Linked DNA regions of Homo sapiens: all the other regions are linked to region 1. A link is a contact called in ENCODE Hi-C or POLR2A ChIA-PET data. All regions are on one chromosome and are shown on one strand. The core of a region is the stretch at or near the end of the contact, and the rest is flanking DNA. Distances in the headings are between cores, read along the strand shown.

Region 1 (3,851 bases), core at 977-3,476:
CACCAGAGATGGGGAGAAGGGGAAGAAGGAGGGGGAAATACACCAGAGATGGGGAGAAGGGGAAGAAGGAGGGGGAAATACACCAGAGATGGGGAGAAGGGGAAGAAGAAGGGGGAGGGGAAAGAGGTTGTCAGAGAGCAAGGAGGAGACAGACTCAGATGAAAGGGCAGAGACCCAGAGAGGAGGCAGGACAAAGCGGGTTGCGGGGAGGGAGTAGAGGACAGGGACACAAGACCCAGGGAGTGCGGTACAGAGCCCCAGACAGAGAGGCACACCCCTGATAAAATGGTACAGAAACCAAGAGAAAGAGACTCGGGGGAGCTGGGGTGGGGGGGCGGGGACTGAGACACCAGGGAGGAGAGACTGAGGCCTAGAGAGAAGAGGAGCAAAGACTCAGAAGGAGGGGGACAGAATCAGAGACCCAGGAGGGCAGATTTACAAACGAGGGGTCGGAGACTCAGAGGGGTGGGAACAGAGACGGCGGCACAAATACTCAAGAAGGGAGAAAAAGAGACGCCAAGAAACCCAGAAACGGGAGCGGGGGTGGGATGGGGTTGGGAGGCGATACGAATCAGCCGCCGCACCTGCAGCAGGAAGCGGCGGGCCAGAAACTGTGCTGCCCGAGGGCGCCCGCAGCCCCCTGACCCGCCCCCTTCGCTCCCGCAGGCGCCGCCTCCTCCCTCCGCAGCCCCAGCCGCAGCCGCTGGCCCCGCCCCAGCCCCCTGAGCCTGCGCTCTGCCTCTCGGAGCCTACGACCGCCCAGGGGGCGGGGACGGCCCGCTCCGAGGCGGTCCCCTTTTTCTGGCCCCGCCCCTCACTCCATTCTTCCCCAGAACCCGACCTCTGAGACTCCTAGCCCACCCCATTTTTTATCGGTCCTGCCTATATTGCCTCAGTCTTGACGGTGCTTCCTGGCGCTTTGGCCTCTCCCCTCTCCCGTCCTCTCTGCCTCCTTGCGTGCCCCCTCCTCACCAGTCCTCATCTACCCTCGGTCCTCCAATCTGCAGTCCGCCGCGGTGTAGCGTTCGTTAGAAGTTCTCGCCTCGCCCTTTGAGACCCTGTGACCTTTAGGCAGTGCCCTCTCCCAGGTCTTCTGATCCCGAAGACTCCCCGTTCCAGGTCCCTCCCCTCCATCCAGCCCAGTAGCTTTGTACTCTTTGTAGTCTCATTGTTCCCCTGGGATCCACCTCTCCCGTTCCTCTACCCTCCCTTAGCCCTGCCCTGCCCTCGCCTACCCTGGTTGCTTTCAAGACCCTCAAGCCCCGCTCCTTCCTTAGTCTCTCTTTCCTACCGCCCATTCAAGACGTTTTCTTTTTCTTTTATTTATTTATTTTTTGACACAGAGTCTCGCTCTGTCGCCCAGGCTGGAGTGGAGTGGTGCGATCTCGACTCATTGCAACCTCTACTTCCCAGGTTCAAGCGATTCTCCTGCCTCAACCTCCCGACTAGCTGGGACTACAGGCACCCACAACCACGCCCGACTAATTTTTGTATTTTTAGTAGAGGCGGGGCTTCACCATTTTGGCCGGGCTGGTCTCGAACTCCTGACCTCAAATGATCCACCCACCTCAGCCTCGCAAAGTGCTGGCGTTACAGGCGTGAGCCACTGCGCCCTGCCTCAAGACGTTTTCTATTTGTCGACCCCACTCACCTTCCTCAGTACCACTCATCCATCCGGACACTCATTCTCCGGGCCCAGCCCCGACTAACCAGGCCCGCCTTGGAGCCTCAGCCCCGCTCCCTCCCTTAGGCCTATCCAGACCCTCTCGGGTTTCCAGGACTCTCTCAAGTTTCAACACCTTCTCACCGAGTCTAAGTCTTTGTTCTTCCCGTGTCCTCTTTCAGTCCAGCCTGTCCCCCTTGCGCGGGAAAGTCCTCCATCTCTAGTTCCCGCCCCATGCAGTCTCATCTGGACCGTTTCTACTTTCTGCGGCCCTGTCTCTTCCAAGCAATGCTCCTCCCCACCAGGTCCTGCCTAGCGGTGTTTTAGGTGAGGGCGTGCGATCTGTTTTGTTTCTCTCCGCCCCTTTCTCAGCCCAATCAGGACGGCCTCTCTCATGGTGGCCCCGCCCCTCCAGGCCAGTCGGGCGTCTTTAAATAGCTTGGATGTGTCCCCTCCTCCCTCTACCCCGCCCGCACTTTTTTCAGTTCAGTAAGGTCTCTCTCTATCGTATCTAGCCCCGCCTTCCCCTGGCTACCAGTGCTGCCGAACACAATTAGTAGTAACCGGTCCCGCCTCCCTTGACGCCCCGCCCCGCCCCTCCTCCCTGCTCTCTTAGAAAGAGCCAATCGCTCCGTCTCATTGGCGGCCCCGACTCGTCCAGCTGGGTCGCGTTAGAGTGCCCGCCCCACTCCTCCCAGCCACAGCCCCGCCCCACCTCCCCCAGGCCAATCAGTTTGGTTCCTCTCCCCTAAGCCACGCCCCCGCTACCTCGCTCCTCCTCCCACCCAATCCCGTCGGTCTCTCCCCCCGTGTCCCCGCCCCTGCGTCCCCGCCCCTCCCGCCCCGCCCCCCGTCCAATGCTGAGCTCAGTCTGCGTCTCGTCCTTCCGCGGGCGCCAGGGGGCCAGCAAGCAGCAGCCGGCGCCACCGCCGCAGCCGCCCGAGTCCCCGCCGCCGCCACCGCTGCCGCCGCAGCAGCAGCAGCCTGCGCAGCCCGGCCCCGCCGCGTCCCCGGCGGGCCCCCCGGCACCCCGCGGGCCCGGGGACCGGCGCGCCGAGCCATGCCCCGGGCTGCCGGCGGCGGCCATGGGGCGGCACGGCGGCGGCGGTGGCGACAGCGGCAAGATCGTGATCAACGTGGGCGGCGTGCGCCATGAGACGTACCGCTCGACGCTGCGCACCCTGCCGGGGACGCGGCTGGCCGGCCTGACGGAGCCCGAGGCGGCGGCACGCTTCGACTACGACCCGGGCGCCGACGAGTTCTTCTTTGACCGGCACCCGGGAGTCTTCGCGTACGTGCTCAACTACTACCGCACCGGCAAGCTGCACTGCCCAGCCGACGTGTGCGGGCCCCTGTTTGAGGAGGAGCTCGGCTTCTGGGGCATCGACGAGACCGACGTGGAGGCCTGCTGCTGGATGACCTACCGGCAGCATCGCGACGCTGAGGAGGCGCTCGACTCCTTCGAGGCGCCCGACCCCGCGGGCGCCGCCAACGCCGCCAACGCCGCAGGCGCCCACGACGGAGGCCTGGACGACGAGGCGGGCGCGGGCGGCGGCGGCCTGGACGGAGCGGGCGGCGAGCTCAAGCGCCTCTGCTTCCAGGACGCGGGCGGCGGCGCCGGGGGGCCGCCAGGGGGCGCGGGCGGCGCGGGCGGCACATGGTGGCGCCGCTGGCAGCCCCGCGTGTGGGCGCTCTTCGAGGACCCCTACTCGTCGCGGGCTGCCAGGGTGAGCGCGCTCTCGGGGCCCCCATCCACCCCACCCCCGCCTCTCCAGGCGCCCCCAGTCTCCCAGGAGCGCCCCAGCTCCAACCCTCCGGGTCCCTCTAGGCTTCTCAGTCTCCTAGAAGCCTCTTCCCCAATCCTGAGTCTCCTGGGCTCCTCCGAACACACCCCCCTCTCGCAGCCATCCCCCAGATCCTCCAAAGACGGATCTCCAACCTTCGGGCTCTTCCAGACCCCTCCAAAGTTCCCCCTCCCCCGCCAAGGCCACCCTAGACGCTTAGACACTTCCTCCAGACCGTGAATCTCCCGTGCTTCTCTGAACAACCCGGTCCCCACCTTTCCTGGGCTCCTCTGAGACCCTCCCCAACCCTCATGTCTCCTGGGCCCCATCAAATCTCTTCTCACTACTCTTGGTCACCGTCCAGCCCTTGGTTTCTTGGACCTTCCCCAGCCCCTCAGAAGACA
Region 2 (3,851 bases), core at 499-2,998, 170 kb before region 1:
TCTTTCCCGCTGTCTCCCTCTCTCCTCTCTCTCTCCGTCTCTCTCTCCTTCTCTTTCTCCCTGTCTCTGTCTCTCTCCCCATCTGTCTTTCTCTGTGTCCCTCTCCCCAGTTCTCTTTATCTCCTCTCCTGCCTCATCTCCCTCTCCTCACTGTCTCTGTCTCTCATTCTCCCTATCGTTCTCTCCATCTCTCTCTCCTCCTTCTCGTCTGTTTCTCTCTGTCTCTCCATCTGTCTCATCTGTCTCTTCCTCCCACCTCTTTTCTGTGTCTCTGTCTCCTCCCCCCAACTTTCTCTCAGTCTCCCTCAGCACCCCCTGTTTCTCTTTCTTACTCTCCCTTTTCTCCCCATCTCTCTGTCTCTCCCTGGCTTTGTATCTCTGTGTCTCTTTCTCTCTGTCTTCTTCTATCTCTGTCTCTCCCCATCTTCTGTCTCTGCCTCTCCTCCACTTCTTTCTCTGCCTCTCCCCCACTTCTCTGTCTCTCCCCCACTTCTATCTCTGACTCTCCCCCACTTCTCTGTCTCTCTCTCCCCCACTTCTCTCTGTCTCTGTTTCTCCCCCACTTCTATCTCTGTCTCTCCCCCATTTCTCTCTCTGTCTCTCCCCACTTCTCTCTGTCTCTCCCCATTTCTATCTGTCTCTCCCCCATTTCTATTTCTGACTCTCCCCCACTTCTCTGCCTCTGTCTGTCCCCCACTTCTCTCTGTCTCTCTCCCCCATTTCTATCTCTGTCTCTCCCCCACTTCTCTCTGTCTCTGTCTCTCCCCATTTCTATCTCTGTCTCTCTCCCACTTCTGTCTCTCCCCCATTTCTATCTCTCTCTCCCCCACTTCTCTGTCTCTGTCTCCCCCACTATCTCTGTCTCTCCCCCACTTCTCTCTGTCTCTCCCCCACTTCTCTGTCTCTGTCTCCCCCACTTCTATCTCTGTCTCTCCATTTCTCTCTGTCTCTGTCTCTCCCCCACTTCTCTCTGTCTCTCCTCCACTTCCTCTATCTCTGTCTCTCCCCCATTTCTCTGTCTCTGTCTCTCCCCCACTTCTCTCTGTCTCTCCCCCACTTCTATCTCTGTCTCTCCTCTACTTCTCTCTGTCTCTGCCTCTCCCCCACTTCTATCTCTGTCTCTTCCCCATTTCTATCTCTGACTGTCCCCCACTTCTCTCTGCCTCTCTCCCACCATTTCTCTCTGTCTCTGTCTCTACCCCCATTTCTGTCTCTGTCTCTCCCCCCATTTCTCTCCATCTCTGTCTGTCTCTCCTGTCTCTGACTCCTCCTCTCTCCCCAGCTCCCTGGACGAAGCCCTCCGGGGCCTCTGCGGTCCCTGCTGAATAAAGCTGTTTCTGTCCTCACCTCTCTCCCTTCTGCGCCTCCTTCTTTCCTTCCTCACTCCTCTGCCTCTCAGCTCGGCCCCCCAGCCCTGATCCTGGGTATAGGGGGTGGGAATTCTGGAGCTGGGGGTGGGGGCTCCTCCCTCCCAGAGACAGAGATGGATGCAGAGAGAGAACCAGAGACAGGCACGGAAAGAGACAGAGAGAGACAGAGCGAGACAGAGACAAGATGGGGGCCGTAAGCTCAGAAATGAGAGAGACAGCAGGTCACAGAGACACAGCACGTGAGAGACAGGGAGACACAGAGAGACTCAGAGACAGACAGACCAGACAGCGCCCCCACTCCAATACACACAAACAGACACAGGGGACAAGAGCCGGTCAGGGCTGGACAGCCTCCCCTCCCCCTCCAGGCCAGGCCAGGCCAGGCGGTGCCAGGCCCAGGACAATGGGCCCTTGTCAGGGCTCCGGAGGAGCCAGCCAGCTGGGGAGGCCTGTGGGCTGGGCCACGGAGGAGGGTCGGCCACAGCGGCTGCTGGGTTGGGGAAGGTGCACCTCCTGCGGGCCTGGCCCACGGCCTCCACCCTCAGACTCTCCTTCTCCCCTGGCCTCCCTTCCTGGGGTCTCCACCTACTCCCAGCCTGCTTTCTCTGCTCTGCCTGGGGAAGGGGACAGGCATTTATGGAGTACCTGCTGTATGCACCCAAAATGCCTCCTCGCCTCTCCTCACACACTCCGTCTCCCGCCACGGGTGTGCCGTCCTCGGGTGTGCCCGCCTCGGGTGTGCCCGCCTCGGGTGTGCCGTCCTCGGCGCCCTCTACTTGTTCCTCCTGTGCCTCTGGCTCCTTCCATGGAAGAAACGGGCAATTATTAAGCACCTGATGCTTGGCAGGCAATTCCCCTAACCGCGTCTGCACTTTCCATCCTTCTTGCTTTCCTGTCCCTTCTGCCCCAGTTCCTTTCTCTTTCTGATTTGCTTGGTCTCTCCTGGGAAGGAAACGGGCATCTACTGAGCATCTGCTATGCGCCGAGGAGTTGAGGAACATGGCTCCTCTCTCGCTACCTTCTTTCCTCCCCCCACCCCCATTCCTTTCTTTCTTTTTTTCTTTCTAGGACAGGGTCTCACTCCGTCGCTCAGGTTGGAGCGCACACAATCGCAGCTCACTGCAGCCTCGACTTCCTGGGCTCAAGCAGTCCTCCCACCCCAGCCTCCCAAGTAGCTGGAACTCCACACACCACCATTCCTGGCTAATTTTTGTATTATTATTATTATTTGAGATGGAGTTTTGCTCTTGCCGCCCAGGCTGGAGTGCAATGGCGTGATCTCAGCTCATTGCAACCTCCACCTCCTGGGTTCAAGCGATTCTCCTGCCTCAGCCTCCCGAGTAGCTGGGATTACAGGCACCCGCCACCACGCCTGGATAATTTTTAAGTATTTTTAGTAGAGACGGGGTTTCACCATGTTGGTCAGGCTGGTCTTCAACTCCTGACCTCAGGTGATCCACCCACCTTGGCTCCCAAAGTGCTGGAATTACAGGAATGAGCCACCGCACCCAGCCTAATTTTTGTATTTTTTGTAGAGACAGGGTCTCTCTACGTTGGCCAGGCTGGTCTCGAACTCTTGGGCTCAAGCGATCCTCCCACCTCTGCCTCTCAAAGTGCTAGGATTACAGACATGAGCCACGGCGCCTGGCCCCTTTCTTTCCTCTCTATTGGTGTCCTCTCCTTTCTGACTTTCTGCTCTCTCCTGGCAGAGGGAGTGGACACATTTTGAGCACTTACTGTGTACTAAACACCTTACATACCTCTCTCCTCACTCTCTTCCTCCCCGGTCCCTCTTCTGTCCTTTCCTTGTGTTTCTGAGCTCTCTGCCCTCTTCCAAGGCAAGGACTACATTTATTGAGCACTTCTGGTATGCAAGCAATTATGTCCTTTCTCTCCTCTCCTCTTGCCCTTCAGTCTCCACTGACTCCACCAGTCTCTGCTTCTTTCTGCTCTGTGCCAGGGAAGAAAATGGGCATTTATTGAGTACCTATTGTGTGCCAGACAGTTTTCTTATTCTCCCCTAACCCTTCACTTCGCCTTCTTCCCTTATCTCTAACTTCTTTCTGTCCCATCGGCTCTTTCTCGGGGACAAAGACAAGCAATTATGGGGCACCTACTGTATGCCAGGCAATTAACATCCCTCCTCATCTCCTACCTCTTTCTCGCTGCCCCTCTTGCTCTGCCAGCTTATCCCCTTGCTGTTCTCTGGGTCCTTTTCTGGGGAAGGGTACAGGTGTTTATTGAGTGCCTCCTGTGTGCCCCATGGTTTACCTGCAATGCCCCCTCCCTGCGTATCCTCTCCTCTGCCACACTCCTCTCACTGATCCCTCCTCCCTCTGCTCCTCCACCCCCACGGAGGCCTCCTGGGCCAACCTTTTCCTCTCATTCCTGTCTGTGCCTTCATTTCTGTCTTGTTCTCTTGCTCCTCCAAGGACGACAATGTGCATTTATTGAGTGCCTCCTGTGTGCCCACCACCTCAC
Region 3 (3,851 bases), core at 612-3,111, 150 kb before region 1:
CCTCTTCTGGAAAAAGGGGCTGACACGAATACCTACCACCTCACATGGCTGCTGTGAGGACATCTGAGTTAATACTTGCAAAGCGTGGAACCGCTAATGCTGGGCACGTGGCGACTGATCAGGAAAGCCGCTCTGAAATTATTACTGCTGTGATGACCTTTTAAAAACTGAGGTTTGTCTCACAGGCAAGGGGGCATTTAAAGAGTGTTTCTCTTCTTTCATGTCCCACTTTCCCCTAACCTGAGGCAAATCTGTTAGTAAATGGTTGTTAGTAAATGTCATACGACGGGAGGCACCCAGACTCCAAGTCTTGACTTCTCAGGGCACCAATGTTAAGTGTCTAGGAGAGGACGTTGCCTGACTCACCGATCTCAAATGAGTGCTCCAGCAGCAGCCCCACCGTGCCACAGGCCTCGCCCTCTCGACCTTCCGCCCCAGCCTGCAGAGGACACAGAAGGCCCCAGGTGAGGACCACCCAAGCCCTCAGCATAGTAGTCACCCACAGAACCCAGGACAGACAGACTGGTGGGCTGAGGGAGGAGCCTTATCTTCAAGTTAATCACTGCTGCTTGCCTTTATTTCACTAGAAACCACCCATTTCATGAATATTCATACTCTGCACTCCCTCACCCCCAGAAAACCAGACCCTACAAACATGCCTAACCTCATTGCCAAAGCAACTATCCCAAGGTCACTTCCAAGCCTTGCGCCACAAATACTCATGAGTTAAATGACACTCTCCCTCTCCCAAGCCTTCTTTTTCATGCTAATATTCAAATGGCCTCCTTATCACCTGACAGCCCAATAGCCAAGATGCAGCCTGAGTTCAGTCCCTATTAAGCACATTCAAGATTCATGCTTTCCTTTTCTCCAACCTCCAAACTTGCATACTCACGCATATTTAGGAGACAAAACTCATCTCCACTTCCTCAAGAGCCCCCTCCCACGCCTTATTTTCTTTTTCTGAGACAGGGTCTCGCTCAGTCGCCCAGGCTGGAGTGCAGTAGCGTGATCTCAGCTCCCTGCAACCTCTGCCTCCTGGGTTCAAGCGATTCTCCTGCCTCAGCCTCCCGAGTAGTTGGAATTACAGGCACCTGCCACCACATCCAGCTAATTTTTGTGTTTTTAGTAGAGACGGGGTTTCACCATTTTGAGCAGGCTGGTCTTGAACTCCTGACTTCAAGTGGTCCGCCCGCCTCGGCTTCCCGAAGTGCTGGGATTACAAGCATGAGCCACCGCGACCGGCCTAATTTTTTTTTTTTTTTTAGTATTTTTTGTAGAGACAGGGCTCGCTATGTTGCCCAGGCTGGTCTTGAACTCCTGGCCTAGAGCAATCCTCCCGCCTCGGCCTCCCTAAGCGTTGGGATGACAGATGAGCCACCGCGCCCGGCTTCACCTTGCCTCTTTCATTTCAACCGCCCGGACGTCGGATTCTCCAAGATTCCACACCCCCAGCCCCGCCCCCTCATACATATTCCCGAGCCAGAGCCTTCCGACAGGTGCGCTTGTCCTCCCACCCAGTCCTTGCAACCCGGTGCACTGGCGAGGCCCCTCCTGCGCGTGCGTGACTGAGGCCTGGCTTTCCAGGGATCTCCCACCTCTTCCCTCTCAGCCCTGCGCAGCCTCCTTCCGTCTGTAACTCACCTAAAGACCCAAGACCTGCGACATCCGTAGACCGCGCCCGCTATGCACAGCTAAAGAGCACTCACCCCTCGCGCACCAGTCCCGGCCCGGCAGCCGCTGCCCCGGGCTCGACTGGGCGCTGCTACCGCCATCAGCAAGAGCAGGAGCAGCCGGGTTGCCCCAGCGCTGGCTGCCGCCATCTCGGCTTCTTCCCACCAGCGAAGGGACGGCTGTGAGCCAAGAGCCGCGGAGCACGCCGGGAGGAACAGGCCGCATCCTGACGCCCGTGCGCCTGCGCTGGGCCCCGGCACCTGCGCACTGGCACCCGTCCGCACCTGGGGCCTGACGTCAGCAGGATGGGGCCGCCCCTTTGGCCTGATCTCCAGGAGCCGCCCCCTCCAGGGACGTCATCACAAATCAGGAGCCCGCTCTTGTGTGACGTCATAAAGCCCGCTCCGCATCATGACGTCACAGTGCGCGTAGTCCCGCCCCCTCGCTTTCTCCCTCTGCTCCTCCGTCCGCTCCCGTCGGACGGGGACATTGCAATGAGGCGGGATCGCGGCCCTAAGCCGGCCCTGGGTGGAGCTGGCGAGGTGGAACCAGGTGGGATGGCAGGTGAGAGAGGGGAGCCAGGCCTAGAGGGGTTGGACCTGGTGAAGGAACCAAGTAGGATGGGGCCGGCAATTCGGGGGCATCTGATACCCCGTCCTCTCCGCGGGGCTGTGCCGGGCCCTCTCAGTTGGGAAGCCAGGCACAGCCTCCCAGGATCGACCCCCAGACTTCGTCCTGGTAAAATGCCTCCTGGTTGCAGCCTCTCCCACGGGCCGTCCCAGACGGCTCCAACGCTACCTCCAGAGCGGCGAATTCGACCAGTTTCGGGACTTCCCCATCTTTGAGAGCAACTTCGTACAGGTAGGGAGCCCCAGAACCCCCTCATCCCCAGCCTCGGCCTGCCCCTCGACCTCCTCCTGACTTGGAAAGCCCCTGCTCCCCCATAACGTCCATCTCGTGGGATTCCCGACTCCCAACTCCTATGTGATCTCTGACACCCCATACTTCTAGTTCTCTAGATTCTTTGTGAACCCTGGCCTGTAACTCCCTTGCCTCAGTTTCCCTGACTTCACACCCATATGATTCTTGAACTTTAATTTCAAGATATCTGGCCCCCAGCCTGATTTTCAACTCACCTGGTTCATGACCTTTTCCCCTACCAAGATTCCTAACCTCTGATCCCTCCTCAGTTCTGCCCCGACATCTATCCTGCCCCGACCTCTGACCTCTGGCCCCAGGTGACTCGGTTGGGAGAAGTTGCCAACGAGGTCACCATGGGGGTGGCAGCCTCCAGTCCAGCCCTGGAGCTCCCGGACCTATTGCTTCTGGCCGGCCCTGCCAAGGAGAACGGACACCTGCAACTCTTCGGGTAACTGCCCCCACCTCAGCCGAGACCCCTTCCTCCCTCAGCTCCAGGCACCTGAGCCCCCAGCAGTACCTCCCCTCGTCCAGACCACCCCCAGGGCCAGGAGCTGGCAGTGCTACCGGCCCTCCCTGAGCTGCCATCTACCCGGGAGAACAAGGACAGAGCAGCCCTCAGGGGCCAGAAATCAGAGATTAGACAGACCTGAAGGGGACAGTCCTCAGCCATGCCCCAGCAGCGGTCAGGAGAATGATCATTTCCGCAGGGCCTGCTCATGCCAGACGCCCCTAGGCCGCGCATACGATCTCACCTCTGACCTCATATCTTCACATGGTGGGGTCCCTTAGCCCCATCCGCCAAAGAGCTAAACTGAGGCTCAGAGAGCCGGGAGCCAGTTGCCCAGGGTCCCACTGTGGCTCCAGAGTGGGCCAGGATTGGAATGCCAAGCTTGTCATGATTGTGGATCTCATGGTTCTTGAGCCCTCCTGTGCCTCACTCCACACTGCCCCTTTACGTCATATTTTTTCATTGAAAAAGTAATGCAGATCGGGTGCGGTGGCCCACACCTGTAATCCCAGCACTTTGGGAGGCCAAGGCAGGCAGATCATTTGAGGCCAGGAATTTGAGACCGGTCTGGCCAACATAGCAAAACCCTGTCTCTACCAGAAATACAAAAAATTAGCCAGGGCCGGGTGCGGTGGCTCACGCTTGTAATCCCAGCACTTTGGGAGGCTGAGGTGGGTGGATCACGAGGTCAAGAGAACGAGACCATCCTGGCTAACACAGTGAAACCCCGTCTCTACTAAAAATACAA

Evidence for each region. A loop is a pair of places that touch in the nucleus more often than their neighbours do. ChIA-PET counts read pairs that join two places held with the same protein, here RNA polymerase II (POLR2A). Pooled maps may share reads with other maps.
Region 2: a pooled map shows a loop between it and region 1 (2.2-fold over the local background). The contact joins the enhancer-like site here to the promoter of KCNC3 in region 1. A Hi-C loop is called at or near these places in 1 of 50 pooled maps. POLR2A ChIA-PET finds 5 or more read pairs at or near these places in 5 of 52 experiments (Caco-2, H1, WTC11 and 2 more).
Region 3: a loop to region 1 is called in a map of naive thymus-derived CD4-positive, alpha-beta T cell, with 13 times the contacts of the local background. The contact joins the promoter of EMC10 here to the promoter of KCNC3 in region 1. A Hi-C loop is called at or near these places in 2 of 168 maps with a recorded cell type or tissue (CD8-positive, alpha-beta T cell and naive thymus-derived CD4-positive, alpha-beta T cell), 4 of 37 single-sample maps with no recorded cell type and 12 of 50 pooled maps. POLR2A ChIA-PET finds 5 or more read pairs at or near these places in 8 of 52 experiments (Caco-2, HEK293, T-cell and 4 more).

What each region holds. Positions count from the first base shown.
Region 1 is chr19:50,327,752-50,331,602 of GRCh38, reverse strand. KCNC3 (potassium voltage-gated channel subfamily C member 3) reads left to right here and starts at 2,226. Exons shown (of 5, transcript NM_004977.3): 1 at 2,226-3,390. The coding sequence starts at 2,521. It overlaps LOC105372437 (a long non-coding RNA gene), which reads right to left and starts at 1,983. Exons shown (of 4, transcript XR_007067299.1): 1 at 1,808-1,983. RefSeq lists silencers at 536-905, 919-1,098, 1,976-2,035, 2,116-2,665, 3,274-3,363 and an enhancer at 2,217-2,511.
Region 2 is chr19:50,494,773-50,498,623 of GRCh38, reverse strand. No RefSeq gene overlaps it. Among named protein-coding and RNA genes, the nearest start is that of MYREM, 7.8 kb to the right of the region's middle. Within about 2 kb of position 1,748, at least 6 of the 41 ENCODE cell types and tissues checked have a DNase peak (open chromatin) inside an H3K27ac peak, as active enhancers do.
Region 3 is chr19:50,474,517-50,478,367 of GRCh38, reverse strand. It overlaps EMC10 (ER membrane protein complex subunit 10), which reads right to left and starts at 1,861. Exons shown (of 7, transcript NM_206538.4): 1 at 1,710-1,861; 2 at 367-439. The coding sequence starts at 1,823. GARIN5A (golgi associated RAB2 interactor 5A) reads left to right here and starts at 1,520. Exons shown (of 5, transcript NM_001308429.2): 1 at 1,520-2,238; 2 at 2,435-2,535; 3 at 2,865-3,043. The coding sequence starts at 1,980. RefSeq lists enhancers at 1,657-1,856, 1,723-2,223.